2 separate regions of the Homo sapiens genome follow, and region 2 is linked to region 1. Evidence: read pairs that join two places in POLR2A ChIA-PET (ENCODE). Cell type or tissue: PC-3. All regions are shown on one strand.

Evidence for each region. Peaks named below come from ENCODE experiments on the same cell type or tissue, not always from the same donor. Only the 100,000 strongest peaks of a DNase experiment are listed, where the experiment ranks them.
Region 2: POLR2A ChIA-PET joins it to region 1 with 13 read pairs; 2 of 35 experiments call an interaction of 5 or more read pairs at or near these places.

What each region holds. Positions count from the first base shown.
Region 1 is chr2:199,939,745-199,947,744 of GRCh38, forward strand. It overlaps TYW5 (tRNA-yW synthesizing protein 5), which reads right to left. Exons shown (of 8, transcript NM_001039693.3): 3 at 4,021-4,090; 4 at 345-389. Among named protein-coding and RNA genes, the nearest start is that of TYW5, 12 kb to the right of the region's middle. In PC-3, a CTCF peak has its summit at 916 (motif pointing left); no DNase peak of the experiment used is centred here.
Region 2 is chr2:200,605,891-200,613,890 of GRCh38, forward strand. AOX1 (aldehyde oxidase 1) reads left to right here. Exons shown (of 35, transcript NM_001159.4): 11 at 3,094-3,245; 12 at 3,431-3,524; 13 at 5,494-5,603; 14 at 6,719-6,903; 15 at 7,914-8,000. Among named protein-coding and RNA genes, the nearest start is that of AOX1, 24 kb to the left of the region's middle. RefSeq lists an enhancer at 2,730-3,929. In PC-3, no CTCF peak of the experiment used is centred here; a DNase peak (open chromatin) is centred at 3,261; H3K4me3 peaks cover 1,666 bases; H3K27ac peaks cover 1,813 bases.

The sequences.
Region 1 (8,000 bases):
TGTCAAAACTTATACAATGAACTATTCAGGATTCTAATAATTATTTCAAATTAATATTTTGTTAACTGAGTTGCCACCTATAAAATATACAGTAGAAGAGATTTCTTATTGTATAGGGATTAGATGACTATAAACACTAAGATTCTACAGGCCTACCTGAATACAAAGTAATCACTTTTTAATCATCTTACTTCTTATTCAGGGGCACAAATCACTGAGAGAAGAATGGAAAAGGATAGAACAGGGAATATGTCAGGCAGTAAGTATAAAATTACAGTGTTGCCAGTTAACATACATACATCCATTTAGATTTTAGGGAATTGTTTTACATTTAGAATTCTTACCTTTCTAGGGTCTTCTCCAAGTGACCGTAAGTAGTATTTCTCATCCTTAAACACCCCAGAGAAAAATAACATCAGCAATATTTTACTTTTTCAAATGTAAAAATACTAGGATTTGTATAGCTATCATGTATTCATAATAATTAAAAGTAAAAAAAAGAATTATGTACTGAGAACTACGGAAAAAAATAAAACACCTTCACTTCAAAAATATTAGGAAGTAAAGTTAGGAAACAAGTCTTAAAATCTGACCCAGTTAAGTAGTTTTCTAAAAAGTTCAATTATCGCTGGGCGTGGTGGGTCACAACTGTAATCCTAGTACTCTGGGAGGCCAGGGCAGGAAGACTGCTTAAGTCCAAGAGCTCAAGACCAGCCTGGGCAACAGAGTGAGACACCATCTACAAAAAATTAGCTGGGCATGGTGGTACGTGCCTGTAGTCCCAGCTACTTGGGAGGCTGAGGCTGCAGTGAGCTATGATTGTGACACTACACTCCAGCTTGGGTGACAGAGCAAGACCTTTTCAAAAAAGAAAAAAAAAAAAAAAGTTCAGTTCTCTTACCCTTTCTACTAATGCTCTCTGGTGGCCATATGAAGAAATGTCTTTAATATGTTGCTCATGATAGTGACTGGATCCATAAAACAATAAGTAAAATAAATTCTAAAGGCAACATATACATACCATCTCTAAAGCTACAATGATTTAGTCTTTATGTTCCAAATTATTTAGACTCTTATTTTAATAGTGTCTTAATACTTAGTAAATATAAATGTACAGTAACAGATAAATACCTTATGCTTTTAATAATATATTTTTTTAAACTTGAGAACACTGCATTTTATCAAGCTAAGCCTATCCCTGTCTATAAATTCTCAAGCCAAATGCTTAAGATTCAGCTCATGTATGAATTAGAAAAATATAATTTCATTGTAGTAAACGTAAACTGATCATTTAAAAAAATTATTTAAATTTTTTAAATTAATTAATTGTTTTGAGACAGGGACTCATTCTGTCACCCAGGCTGGAGTGCAGTGATGCGATCACGCCCACTGCAGCCTCAACCTCCTGGTCTCAGGCAATCCTCCTGCCTCAGCCTCCCGAGTAGCTGGGACATTCAGCTAATTATTTTTACTATTTGTAGAGAAGGAGACTCGCTATGTTGTCCAAGTTGGTCTCGAACTCCTGGACTCAAGTGATCCTCCGGTGTTGGCCTCCCAGAGTGCTGGGATTATAAGCATGAGCCACTGTGCGAGGCCAAAAATTATTATTTATCCTTCACCAAGTAACTAGAGAACTGTTTGAATTATAAAACATTCACTGTTAGAGAAGTGAGATATACCAAGTCAAGCACTTGGGCAATCCAAACTCAGAATTCTGCCTCTTTCACCCAACACTGAGAATTATAACATAAACTTCAAAAGATAATAATATTTATCTTAAGACATAAATTGATGATTGAGGTTTTAATTGAACTCTCAGTGCTTTTCTATTTTTAGCTAGCACCACATCACATAGATTCTATAAATTACTGGCTAATAAGTTTCAAAATGTTCTTCGAAAGTCTAAGGGTTTTCTACTAGTTCTAACATTTCAAGATTTAAAAAATAAAATTAATGCACCAGACACAGAAGTGCACTGCTCAGAAATTCCTTCAAGAAAGAACTCACTGCTTCATTGTAAGGAGTGTGATTAGCTTAGAGCTACCAGCTGTTAACTTCTTCAGGTCCACCTCAGGATTGGAATCTAGGTCATGCTCTTCTTGGGGTAGTCACAACCAGTGACTTAAGCTGGTAAAAGACCTAGACATTGCCACCCAATGCAGGACTTTTCTCATAGGCAGTCTGCTCAGGAGTTCCAGGATGAGTTGGCAGAGACTGTCAGATCTGTATCTACATGTCTTCCCCTATCCAATCCTGCTTCCTCCCCTTTCCTTTCACAGTTATTTCTCCTATTTAACAAGACTTTTGCACTCCTTGTTTTTCTTTTCTTTTTTTTTTTTTGAGACGGAGTCTTGCTCTGTAGCCCAGGCTGGAGTGCAGTGGTGCAGTCTCGGCTCACTGCAAGCTCCGCCTCCCGGGTTCACGCCATTCTCCTGCCTCAGCCTCCCAAGTAGCTGGGACTACAGGCGTATGCCACCATGCCTGGCTAATTTTTTTGTATTTTTAGTAGAGGCGGGGTTTCACCGTGTTAGCCAGGATGGTCTCAATCTCCTGACCTCCTGATCCGCCCGCCTCCGCCTCCCAATGTGCTGGGATTACAGGCGTGAGCTACCGCGCCCGGCCAGCCTTTTGCACTCCTAATTCCATCTCAGCATCTGCTTCTTAGAGGACCAAACTGACAGTTCAAGTTGATCTTGTTTACATAGTTTCCATGATTTTTAGACTTTAATCTTTTACCACGTGTCTATTTCTTTTACTTCACATTTCATGGCTATTTAAATATATACCACTGATTACCCTTAGACATCAAAGTACCAAAGGGCAACTGAATATACATGTTCAAAGCATGGCTATAAAGTTATAAAACAGTTCTCAGGTGCAGCTAATGGAATCCATTTAAAAAGACATTTTGGTTATACTACAGAATCACAGACCTACAGAGTTTGTGGGGATTGTGGCAGTAATCTAGTATAACTATTACCTGACAAGAGGACTGTAAAAATGCAGCACCTTTTAGAACCAAACTCCCCAGCCCAGCTGGCTCAAATGCAGAAAACAGCTTCATTCAAAGATTAAAAAGCAATTTGTTTTTAAAATGTGCTTTTGAATAACACAGTGAATTTTTTTTTTTTTTGGACAGTTATGCTCTTGTTGCCCAGGCTAGAGTGCAATGGCGCAATCTAGCTCACTGCAACCTCCGCTACCTGGGTTCAAGTGATTCGCCTGCCTCAGCCTCCTGAGTAGCTGGGATTACAGGCATGCACCATCATGCCCAGCTAATTTTGTATTTTTAGTAGAGACTGGGTTTCTCCATGTTGGTCAGGCTGGTCTCGAACTCCCGATCTCAGGTGATCCACCCGCCTTGGTCTCCCAAAGTGCTGGGATTACAGGCGTGAGCCATTGCGCTCGACCAACACAGGAAATTTTTAAAAACATATTTATATACAAGGCCTTGATGCCTTATCTCAAGGTATTTAAATTGAATTATTTAAAGCTAGACTATAATTAAGTAGAATTCTTCCGCATTTAATCCTGAACAAATATTACAGCAAATATACACAATAGAAATCACATTGATAACAAGAATACAGAAACAGTCTAATAGTCAATAGATATGAAAATGAAGTTTTCCATTAGCATTTGAAGTTGGCATATCAGACCAAAGCATTTTAAAAGGACGTAACATTAATAGCTAACATTTAATGCGTAATTTCTATACATCAGGCACACTGCTAAGTATTTTACTATTTTATTTAGTTAATCCTCACAAACACTTTATAAAATAGGTACTATTATCACCCCCATTTCACAGATGAGTATACTGAAGTACAGAAAAATAATTTGGCCAAAGTTTGAGAGCTAATAAATAGCAGAGCTACAGTCTGTGGTGCATCCAACCAAATCTTACGAATGTCTATCAGAGACGGCTGTTGCTCTTGTGTATCTACTATTCTTTCATAAGAAAATCCATTTAGTATATAGATATTAATGCCTTCTTTTAAAAATGTTAAAAGCAATTACCTCTGAAACAAAGAATTCTTTATGTTTCTCTTCAGCTGCCCTCTGGACCAACTGGTCAAAAGGTAAAGTTCTGAAATAAACACAAAGGAATCCTTGGACTTAATAATAACAGATCAACTAGTAAGAATCTAATCACTATACATAAAGGCTTGCTGGAGTTGGATATAATCTCCTGTTTTATAATATCTGTAATTTTTATTATAACCTATTATGTGAAATTCTAACTTTTCAAAACTTATTGAGCAGTATGTTTACTTGATCTAAGTTGTCTGAAATTTTGGAATTAAATATTTCAAAATCTATGATACAGATGAATCTTTCAATAGATCAATATTCTATTCCAAGTTATGACAGAAAAATGTTTCTATGGTATCTGATTACCTTTGTAAATACACAGACTTTCAGGTTCTGATTGCTACCTGTTTTTAAGTGGCATGGCAAAACAAATCTTGTGAAGAGTGGGGCAAACTACTAGTGCTACTTTGGAAGAGACAGTACACAAATGGTCCCATGAAGATAACCACCCCCCATATTCCTGCCTTTTGGCATATCACAGAACACAGAAGCCAGTAACACTGCTCTCATCCTGCTGCACCACCCTCTATCATTTTAAGGCTTCTGAAGAATAGCTCAAGGAGAATTCCAGTGAAGTGACCAATTTTTATTCTTCAAAATTTCTGCCCAAATGCCTGTCTCCTTCCATCCTGATGAACAGGGCTGAACACTGTGGAAGCAAAATTTGTTTCCTTTACATCACACTCTTGAGCTAGAAGGATATTCTTACTCCAGATTGCATCTATTCCTTTACTCTCTAGAATCAAAAGTACTGCTCTATAAATGATGGTGATACTGTATAAGTAACAAGACAATGAAGTCCTCAAAAGCCTCTAGGTCAAAATCCTCTCCTCTGCTACCCCCACTACACTCCTGCCTCCAAACTTCTGATTAAAAGCTGTAATCTTTTCACTCTTACTACTAAATATCTTCCCACTTGAACTCTGTACTGAGAAAGTCGAAAGAAAAGGTTAAATACTTTCTCCTTCTCTATGAGAAGATGACCTTGGGCCAGCTTACTTTCTCCTTGCACTGTTTTCCCAGAAATATACTGGGTAAACACAAACATGGTGTGAACCCATGAATTATGTTGAATAAAAAAAATTAAAGATAAATGTGGAATGTCAGTTGTGATATCAGGTAACACTGTTTATCATAAAAATAACCTGATAGATGAATTATGTTTGCACCAGGTGGCCTATAAGTGGACTACAAATACTTGTTCAGAAGCAGATGATTTGGCTTTCCTGTGTGTAGTGCAACTCTCCTAACTGAGTATGGCCCTTGGAGGAACGCAGAAGCTAAGTTCATGGGGTGTTTCAAGCTACCGGTTTCTATGGACCATATGTCTTACCTAAGCTCAGGTGTTTCTATACTACCTCCATTGTCTCATTCCCTTACAACTAAGCTGTAACTTGATGAGTAAAACAAATATTCCCTGGATTTGTATAAAGACTCCACTGATACTACCCTGCTAGAATGCCGTTTCCTGCCTTATATCCTCCCGCAAAAAGCTAAGGGAATCTGAAGCCAGGTTATGGATTGGTGGGTGCTCTGTATGTCAGTCTGAACTTGAGGCCACTGCTGGTAATTATGTAGAGTGAGCACTGCAGGAGAGAAAAGAGGGGTCTGCCATCTACTCAGACCAATGCAGAGTACTATTTCTTTGACTATAGATAGTGTCTGACTAACTAATATCAACAAATTTACTTGGCATTCTCCTACTCAGTGTTTCCCATCTCTGACCTCACCATATACCCTTCATTCCTTCTTGCTTTCATTCTTCAAAGCATCTTTGAAGAGTCTGGGCCAGTGGGGAAGTTTATCTGGACCATAGCCACTACTGTAATTGCTGCATTTAACCAGGCTTAGCTTTCTTACCAGGAATAACACAAAAGTGTTTCAAGACCTTTAGAAAAACAGAACAGAACAGTGACCCTGAAAGAGCAGACAGAGTAGCTCAGCCCAGATAAGCAGAACTGGGGTGTCACCAGCAACCTTTTCTCCTAGGTAATGGTACCTGTCATAGCTTCTACTAAGCCCAGATGGGGGAGAAATTAGGTATGTAAATTGGGAAGTTCTTTGGCTTTTTAAAAATCTATCCTATCCATGTTTCAAAAACAAGGGCATTGGTTATTAAAGGGCCATTTGTCTGGACTGGCAGCACCAGTAAGGAGGGTAATGTCAAAGAAGGCTTAATCATGGGCTCCGTGGAGTCAGGGAAATTAGAGTAAACACCTTGGGTTCCATCACTTCAAGCTATGTGATCCTGGAGAAGTTACTTAATATTTTTAAACCTCTCTTTCCTCATCTGTGAAATTATTATTAAAAATATCTACCTCACAGATTGTTCTGAAGTTTAAATGAGTAATATAACCTAGATTGCTTGGCACAGTAGCTGATATATAATAAGTACTCAGTAAAGGACAGATGGTGGGGTTAACAACAATGATAATGTACCCTTTTGCAGCACGCAAGTAGTCATCAACATTTTAAAAAAGAAGAAGAAAGCCCTTCACTGTCTTGTTCCCCATTTGGAAAAGGCTGCTTTACAAAATCAAGATCAGAACTGATGAGAGTACAATAAACAAGAGCAAGATGATGACAGGAATTACAGGATGTGACAGGAAGATGTGGCAAACCTTACATGATGAGACTTTTTAAAAAAATCTATGATCAGAAGAATGCCAACAATATCCTTTCACCACACAAGGTTCTTTTGTCCAGACTCTCCTGACTCTGAACAATGAGCACTACCAATAAGAAAGAAGTAAAAGTTCATACCTGTTAACGTATCAATCTTCCAATGTTTGATAAGGCATAAAAGCAACCTCAATTTGAAGTGATAATAATAATATACATGTGTGTGCAGGGTTTCTTACTTTCTAGTCTCTCTTTGGCCTGGATGCATTCCTTCTTTCTTACTGCCTGGTAAATGCTAAAAATGACTAAACCTATTTTTTTGGTTGCACTAAAAAAAATAATCTTGCAACTTTTTAGTAGCTCTAGTGAAAGGCTTGGAGGAAGCTGTGATAGGAACTATTACATAATGTATGTGCTTCAAAAACAACTTTTGAAAAGTTTAAAAAGACATGACAAAACATCAAGGCAATTCAAGATGAAGTTTCAGTACTCATTTGTTATGGCATTGGACTCCCTGGAAAATAAACATCATTAACTGCCAGCTGAAAAACACTCATCATTCTGGCATTTTTAATTTGATAAAAAATGAAAAGTTCCTACACTTGGAAAAACTTAAGGCAATTAAATTCAATTCATGGACTATTAATAACTAAAACCATTATGGTGAATATTCAAAGGATTAAAAACTGAGGAATGCTTTGGCAGCTGCTATATGAACTTGGAAAACTCTAATGAGAAAGGAATGGCTGTGGACATTAGAAGCTCTATTTAACTCATCTCTAAATTGAAGTCTTGTGAACTACATGGTTTTTCAATAGACTGATTTTGCTGGGAACTTCACATGCTCAGAGTTTGAGAGCTGTTTGTTTTTAATTTAACAATTTAAATGAAACTCATGGGAATAAATAGCAAATGAAATCTGCAAGATGACAGCATTTAAAACTTTCATCTTTAGACAATCAGCAGCTTTTGACTATTTCTTATTTACTTTTAAGAAATTCCACAGCATAAAATAACCATCATGGGAGAAATTAAAGGTATTTAAGACTATTTTATCAAAAGGGAAAATTAAGTATGATTTTTAAAAGTTATCTAAGATGATGAAAGATTATACCAAACATAGCTTGTCCTGGTTTTCTGGAGAGGACAGAAAAAGAAAACATGAGCCTTTTAGAATTTCCTATTCTAGATAACAGTTACTAATGTGGTAGGATCAACTAATTAATCAAGCATTGAATGAGTATGGCACATCCAACTTCGTATGAAATCTAACCCTAGTTACA
Region 2 (8,000 bases), 670 kb after region 1:
TGTCAGTGGGTAGATTGCAAAACTTTTCTCGCATTCTGTAGGTTGCCTGTTCACTCTGACACTAATTTCTTTTGCTAGGCATAAACTCTTTAGTTTAATTAGATCCCATTTGTCAATTTTGGCTTTTGCTGCAATTGCTTTTAGTGTTTTAGTCATGAAGTCTTTGCCCATGCCTATGTCCTGAATGGTATTGCCTAGGTTTTCTTTTAGGGTATTTATGGTTTTGGGTTTTACATTTAAGTCTTCAATCCATCTTGAGTTAATTTTTGTATAAGGTGTAAGGAAGGGGTCCAATTTCGTTTTCTGCATATGGCTAGCCAGTTTTCCCAGCACCATTTATTAAATAGGGAATTCTTTCCCCATTGCTTGTTTTTGTCAAGTTTGTCAAAGATCAGATGGTTGTGGATGTGTGGTTTTATTTCTAAGGTCTCTGTTCTGTTCCACTGGTCTATATATCTGTTTTGGTGCCAGTACCATGCTGTTTTGGTTACTGTAGTCTTGTAGTATAGTTTGAAGTCAGATAGTGTGACGCCTCCAGCTTTGTTCTTTTTGCTTAGGATTGTCTTGGCTATACAGGCTCTTTTTGGTTCCTTATGAAATTTAAAGTAGTTTTTCTAATTCTGTGAAGAAAGTCAATGGTAGCTTGATGGGGATAGCATTGAATCTGTAAATTACTTTGGGCAGTATGGCCATTTTCATGGTATTGATTCTTCCTATCCATGAGCATGGAATGTTTCTCCATTTGTTTGTGTCCTCTCTTATTTCCTTAAGCAGTGGTTGGTAGTTCTTCCTGAAGAGGTCCTTAACATCCCTTGTAAATTGTATTCCTAGGTATTTTCTTCTCTTTGTAGCAATTGTGAATGGGAGTTCATTCATGATTTGGCTCTCTGCTTGTCTATTGTTGGTGTATTGGAATGCTTGTGATTTTTGCACATTGATTTTGTATCCTGAGACTTTGCTGAATTTGCATATCAGCTTAAGGAGTTTTTGGGCTGAGACGATGGGGTTTTCTAAGTACACAATCATGTCATCTGCAAACAGAGGCAATTTGACTCCCTGTCTTCCTATTTGAATACCTGTATTTCTTTCTCTTGCCTGATTGCACTGGGCATAACTTCCAATACTACGTTGAATAGTAGTGGTGAGAGAGGGCATCCTTATCTTGTGCCAGTTTTCAAAGGGAATCCTTCCAGCTTTTGCCCATTCAGTATGATATTGGCTATAGGTTTGTCACAAATAGCTCTTATTATTTTGAGATATGATCCATCAATACCTAGTTTATTGAAAGTTTTTAACATGAGGAGATGTTGAATTTTATCAAAGGCCTTTTCTGCATCTATAGAGATAATCATGTGGTTTTCGTCACTGGTTCTGTTTATGTGAGGGATTACATTTATTGATTTGCATATATTGAACCAGCCTTGCATCCCTGGGATGAAGCCAACTTGATCGTGGTGGATAAGCTTTTCGATGTGCTGCTCATCATCACTGATCATTAGGGAAATGCAAATCAAAACCACACTGAGATACCATCTCATGCCAGTCAGAATGGTGATTATTAAAAAGTCAGGAAACAATAAATGCTGGCAAGGCTGTGGAGAAATAGTAATGCTTTTACACTGTTGGTAGGGGTGTAAATTAATTCAACCGTTGTGGAAGACAGTGTGGTGATTCCTCAGGGATCTAGAACCAGAAATACCATTTGACCCAGTAATCCCATTACTGAGTATATACCCAAAGGATTATAAATCATTCCACTATAAAGACACATGCACACTTAGGTATATTGCAGCACTATTTACAATAGCAAAGACTTGGAACCAACCCAAATGCACATCAATGATAGACTGGATAAAGAAACTGTGACAGATACACACCATGGAATACTATGCAGCCATAAAAAAGAATGAGATCATGTCCTTTGCAGGGACATGGATGAAGCTGGAAGCCATCATTCTCAGCAAACTAACACAGGAACAGAAAACCAAACACCACATGCTCTTACTCATAAGTGGGAGTTGAACAATGAGAACACATGGACACAGGAAGGGGAACAACACATACCGGGGCCTGTTGGCGGGTGGGGAGCAAGGGAAGGGAGAGCATTAGGACAAATACCTAATGCATGCAAGGCTTAAAACCTAGATGACAGGTTGATAGGTGCAGCAAACCACCATAGCACATGTATACCTATGTAACAAACCTGCACATTCTGTACATGTATCCTAGAACTTAAAGTAAAATAAAAGAAAAAGAAAATGGGGACAGAAAGCATAAAAAAAAAGAATGATAACATTCTGGAGGAAGACTGAGGGAAGAATTCTCTAAAGTTAATCTAAATACTAATTGTCTGAATAGTTCAGTTTTTACTGAAGAACTTCTTCTGTCTGCAATATCAGAGAAATGTAACAACTATTCAATGAAGGATACGGTGCTAAGTGCTGGACAGAAGATAAAGATGAATATAACACAGTCTTTGCTCTTTAAAACCACAGTAGCGAGTTTATGTATTCAACAGCTTACAGACTGGTTTTTCTACTCCTGTAGAGGAAATTGATATAATGGCAATGATAAGAAGCAATAGAAATGTGGGTTTGCAGTACAGCCTCTGAAATCTAACTCTTGACAATGGCATATATTAGCTGTCAGATCTTAGGCAAGTTACTCAACTCTCAGTTTCTTCATCTGTGAAATGGGGCTATTAATATCTCATAGGTATGTTCAGATTTAAGGAGATTATCTAAAGCATTCAACATAATACTCAATAGAGTGAGTGTTCAAAGAATTCAGCCTTCATTACCTCCATCAACACCACTTACATCACTACCACCACCTCTATCATTACCCCACCTTCATCACCACCACCACACCACCCCCTCAACTGCTATCCCTACCACCATCGCCTCACCACCACTTTCATTACTACCATTACCTTCATCACCATCACCACCATCACTGCCCATCACCACCATCACCAATAAGCAGGGCAGCATGTATCCAGTATAAAGATTCTATGTCTGTAGCTTTGGTCTAATGGACATTTTCAGATCAGCAGTGATCGCACTGTGTTATTTACAAATGACTTCATTTCAGGACTCACCCTTGGTGCTGGTCTCAGCCTAGCCCAGGTGAAGGACATTTTGGCTGATGTAGTCCAGAAGCTTCCAGAGGAGAAGACACAGATGTACCATGCTCTCCTGAAGCATTTGGGAACTCTGGCTGGGTCCCAGATCAGGAACATGGCTGTATGTATCTGATGACAGTAAACTCTGGTATGCATCCCTTGGGTGACTCTCCCTGATGAATCATGACATTTTCATTCTTTTGGAACAGACAAAAAAAATAGTTCTCCAAAGCCTTGCTTAATCCTTATTTTAGCACTTGCTTTTTTATGATTACATAAATGAAAATAACTCATTATTTTTAAAAGTCTTTAGGGGGACACATCATTAGCAGGCATCCAGATTCAGATCTGAATCCCATCCTGGCTGTGGGTAACTGTACCCTCAACTTGCTATCAAAAGGTAAGTGACAGCCCCTACTTGGAGATTATTAAGCTGTTTCTCTACCCCTTTTTCTCTCTGGGGAGGCAGGAAATCCAGTCTTGAAAATGACTTTTCCCTATAATATCAATACATTTCTCTGCTTTTCTGGATACTGGAAATTTTGTGAGTCTTGTCTTAATAGCACAGGCTTTCTTCCCCTGTGTCTTTCTGGTTTTTTGTTTGTTTGTTTGTTTTTCCTCATACTGGTCACCCTACACTGGACATGTTTGTGTTGGTTAATGTCCGGATGTGATCTGATTATTGCTGGGAACTACATACTATTGAGAACTATTGGGTCCCTTTGTTGAAGACATTCTCCAGGTGGTACAGGAGTGTTGTGGCACCCACATCGTGCTTTGAGCTCACACTTAATTTATCATTGATGGAAACATACAGGTCTTTTTCAGGTGAAAAATGATTGGGCCTCATTCTATATTTATTTACTTGATTTTTGTTATTAAAACTAAGTCCACAACATCTAATTTATCGCTTCTTCCAACTTGCTTGAAAATTATTAGGAAGTTCTAATTGGTCCTCTGTAAATTTGTGGGGTTTTTTTTCGTTAAAAAATATGGACTAGTTTTCTATCATCTGCATTGTTAAATACTTACTCTTCATACCATTTAAACCATAAAACTATCTTTTTTTTTTTTTGAAATGGAGTCTCGCTCTGTCACCCAGTCTGGAGTGCAGTGGCACAATCTCAGCTCACTGCAACCTCTACCTCCTGGGTTCAAGCGATTCTCCTGCCTTGGCCTCCTGAGTAGCTAGGACTGCAGGCATGTGCCACCATGCCCAGCTAATTTTTGTATTTTTAATAGAGATGTGGTTTCACTATGTTGGCCAGGCTGGTCTCGAACTCCTGACCTCGGGTGATCCACCCGCCTCTGCCTCCCAAAGTGTTGGGATTACAGGCATGAGCCACAGTGCTTGGTCACAAAACTATCTTAAAGAGGAAGATTTGCATTCAGGGTTTTCAATTTGAGTAACATCCCCTAAAAGTCATACTATGAGAAACAGGTTTGTGATGTGAATATAGACATCAAAAGCTTCTTAGCTTTCAGTATTTTGTTATAGTTTTAAACTGTTCCTCTTCCTTATATATTAATTAAAGAACTAAAATTCTTCAGGTGTTGGAACAAGATATAAAAAAGTAAGATAACATCTCAGTAGTATACAAATTTATTAAAGATAATTTCTTATTCATGACTGTATCTAGTGGGGTTCCTGGTTATAAACAATAAATATTTGTTGGCTGACTTGATCAGAATATCAAAAGAGATATTAATATTTACTCCCTACTTGTAAAGTTTTAAGTGAATTGTGTTGTCAGGAAGAGGACTGCTAAGGTTCTATTCTACCTGAAACTCTGGGCTACTCTGTGAGATCTTTTCATCTATTTTTTAAATCTATTTTTTATTTTTAAAAAAATTTTTTAGATGGAGTCTCACTTTGTCATCCAGGCTGGAGTGCAGTGGCATGATCTCAGCTCACTGCAACCTCTCCCTCCCGGGTTCAAGTGATTTTCCTGCCTCAGCTTCCTGAGTAGCTGGGACTACAGGTGCGCACAACCATGCCCAGCTAATTTTTTTGTATTTTTAGCAGAGAGAGGTTTCACCATGTTGGCCAGGCCGGTCTCAAACTCCTAACCTCAAATGATCCACCTGCCTTGGCCTCCCAAAACACTAGGATTACAGGTGTGAACCACCACGCCCAGTCGATGTTTTTATCGATGAGAAAGCAAGGAAAACAAAAAGAGATGGGGCCTAGACTAGAAGAAACATTGCAAGACGCATTATAGGGTAAAAGATTTGCGAAGCATAGGAAGAGCACCTGTTTCCCTGAACAACCGGTTTCCTCAGGTATTTGGTAGAATTACTTCCTAAGTTTTGGAAGTTTATTTAACAGACCAAACAGATCCCAGGGAAAGTGTCATTTCTTTCCACAGAAGGAAAACGACAGATTCCTTTAAATGAGCAATTCCTCAGCAAGTGCCCTAATGCAGATCTTAAGCCTCAAGAAATCTTGGTCTCAGTGAACATCCCCTACTCAAGGAAGGTGAGAACATCCCACTGTCAATTTCCCAGTTGCACCTGTGATGCTATGGCTTGTTTATTCCAGTATATGGTGGAATAAGAAAAAGGGTGAAGTGTTTATGTGGGAGATAAAGGCTCAACTTCAGGAAGTGGTATGAGGTCATTATTTTAAGACTTGTGAATAGTTGCCTTTTCCTTGTATTACGCATGCCCCTATCATTCCTCGAATTAGGAGATTTTTTTTTTTTTTTGAGATCGAGTCTCGCTCTTTTGCCCACACTGGAGTGCAGTGGCATGATCTGGGCTCACTGCAATCTCTGCCTCCCAGGTTCAAGCGATCCTCCTGCCTCAGCCTCCCGAGTAGCTGGGATTACAGGTGCGCACCACCATGCCCAGCTAATTTTTGCATTTTTAGTAGAGACGGGGTTTCGCCAAGTTGGCCAAGCTGGTCTGGAATTCCTGACCTCAGGTGATTCACCTGCCTCGGCCTCCCAAAGTACTGGGATTACAGGTGTGAGCCACCACTCCCAGACTTATCTCTGCCATTCTCGCTCTTTCTCCCCCTACCCCAAGCTCTAAAGTAACTTTCTAAAAGGTTTTTGTCCCATAAGCCTTTCTCCCTAAATATGACATGAAGAGTATGCCTCTACCTATATCTTGGGTTTTGAAAAAAGCCTAAAAATACATTTGCAATAGAACTTATTGGAAAAAACATGAGGCTTTGCATGAGATAGAGTCAGGTTTGAATCCTGGTTTCAAGGCCTGAACTAATTACTGAATCCTTCTGCGCCTTGGATTCCTCATCTGTAAAATGGGAATAATCAAGCCTGCCTCAGAGGATGTATTAGTTTGCTAGGGCTACCATAACAAAGAACCACACACTGGGTGGCCTCAACAACGGAGAATGATTTTCTGGAGATGCTGGGGGCTGCATATCTGATATCAATGTGATACTCAACATACACATACCGTCCAGCACGTAGGTGATGCTCAACACACACACACTACCTGGTGTGTAGGTGACACTCAACACACACAGACTGCCCGGTGTGTAGGTGATACTCAAGACACACAGACTGCCCAGTGCATAGGTGATGCTCAGTGTTTCTACATGTGCCACTTAACTGTTTCTTTCAGTGGGAATTTGTGTCAGCCTTCCGACAAGCCCAGCGACAGGAGAATGCGCTAGCGATAGTCAATTCAGGAATGAGAGTCTTTTTTGGAGAAGGGGATGGCATTATTAGAGAGTTATGCATCTCATATGGAGGCGTTGGTCCAGCCACCATCTGTGCCAAGAATTCCTGCCAGAAACTCATTGGAAGGTAAGGCATTAGAAGTAAGGGCTCCTCTAATACTTGTCCTTAGACTCCAAGTATTAGAGGAGCCCTTTTTGTGGTGAGATGTGATTACAAGAAGAAAAGTGTTCCATACCTTTCTATTTAATGGCTGGGAATTCCAATAAGATTTTGTTATTATTTCCATATGTCTTGATGTTAGTGAATTCTGAAGTGGGAATTATATACTCTGTGTGCGTGTGTGTGTGTGTGTGTGTGTGTGAGAGAGAGAGAGAGAGACAGACAGACAGAGAAGCCCTCCCTCAACAGTGCAAATTTGTATTCTTTATTTTGGGAGAATAATTTGCCATGATGAAAAACCAATTATGTGAGTTTGTTCTATAATAAATTGTTAAAGGCATTTGCTTACCTGACTTCCTATATCTAAAGATGACACTAATAGCTAATATTTCTTGAGCATTACTTGGTATCAGCTGCCATAACAAAGCATAGTGATTAAAAGCATGAGCTTTAAAACTTGAGAAAGGCAGACTGGCCAAAATCTCAGTTTACCCTCTGTTAACTCCTCCATGCTCTCAGTCAGCTTACTTAATTATATTGGTACTTTGGTTCCCTAGCTGTCAAAGATGGGTGATCATACCTACCTCACAGGGCAGTTGAGAGGATTAAATGAGTGAATACATATAAGGTGCTAAAAGCAGATCTTGGCATGCAATAAATGTCCTAGTGAGGACATTTATTAGTGAGTAAATGAGGGTCAGTTACTCCTGGACTGTGGATTTTATATGAGTTGTCATTTATTTCTCTAGATCATTCTGTGAGTTGGGTTCTAATATTCCCCTTTTACAGGTGAGGACATGGCGAGACCCAGGCTAGCCACCTTGAGAATGGTGGGCCAATTTGAACTCGGGCTGCCTGATCCAGAGCTTGTACTCTTATTTCCTGTATTAAACTATGGCTATTTGTCTTACCCATTAGATGAAGATATGGGGTAATAAACCCTGTCAGGCTAGGAGTCTTCTCTTTGGACTTTCCAGGCACTGGAACGAACAGATGCTGGATATAGCCTGCAGGCTTATTCTGAATGAAGTCTCCCTTTTGGGCTCGGCGCCAGGTGGGAAAGT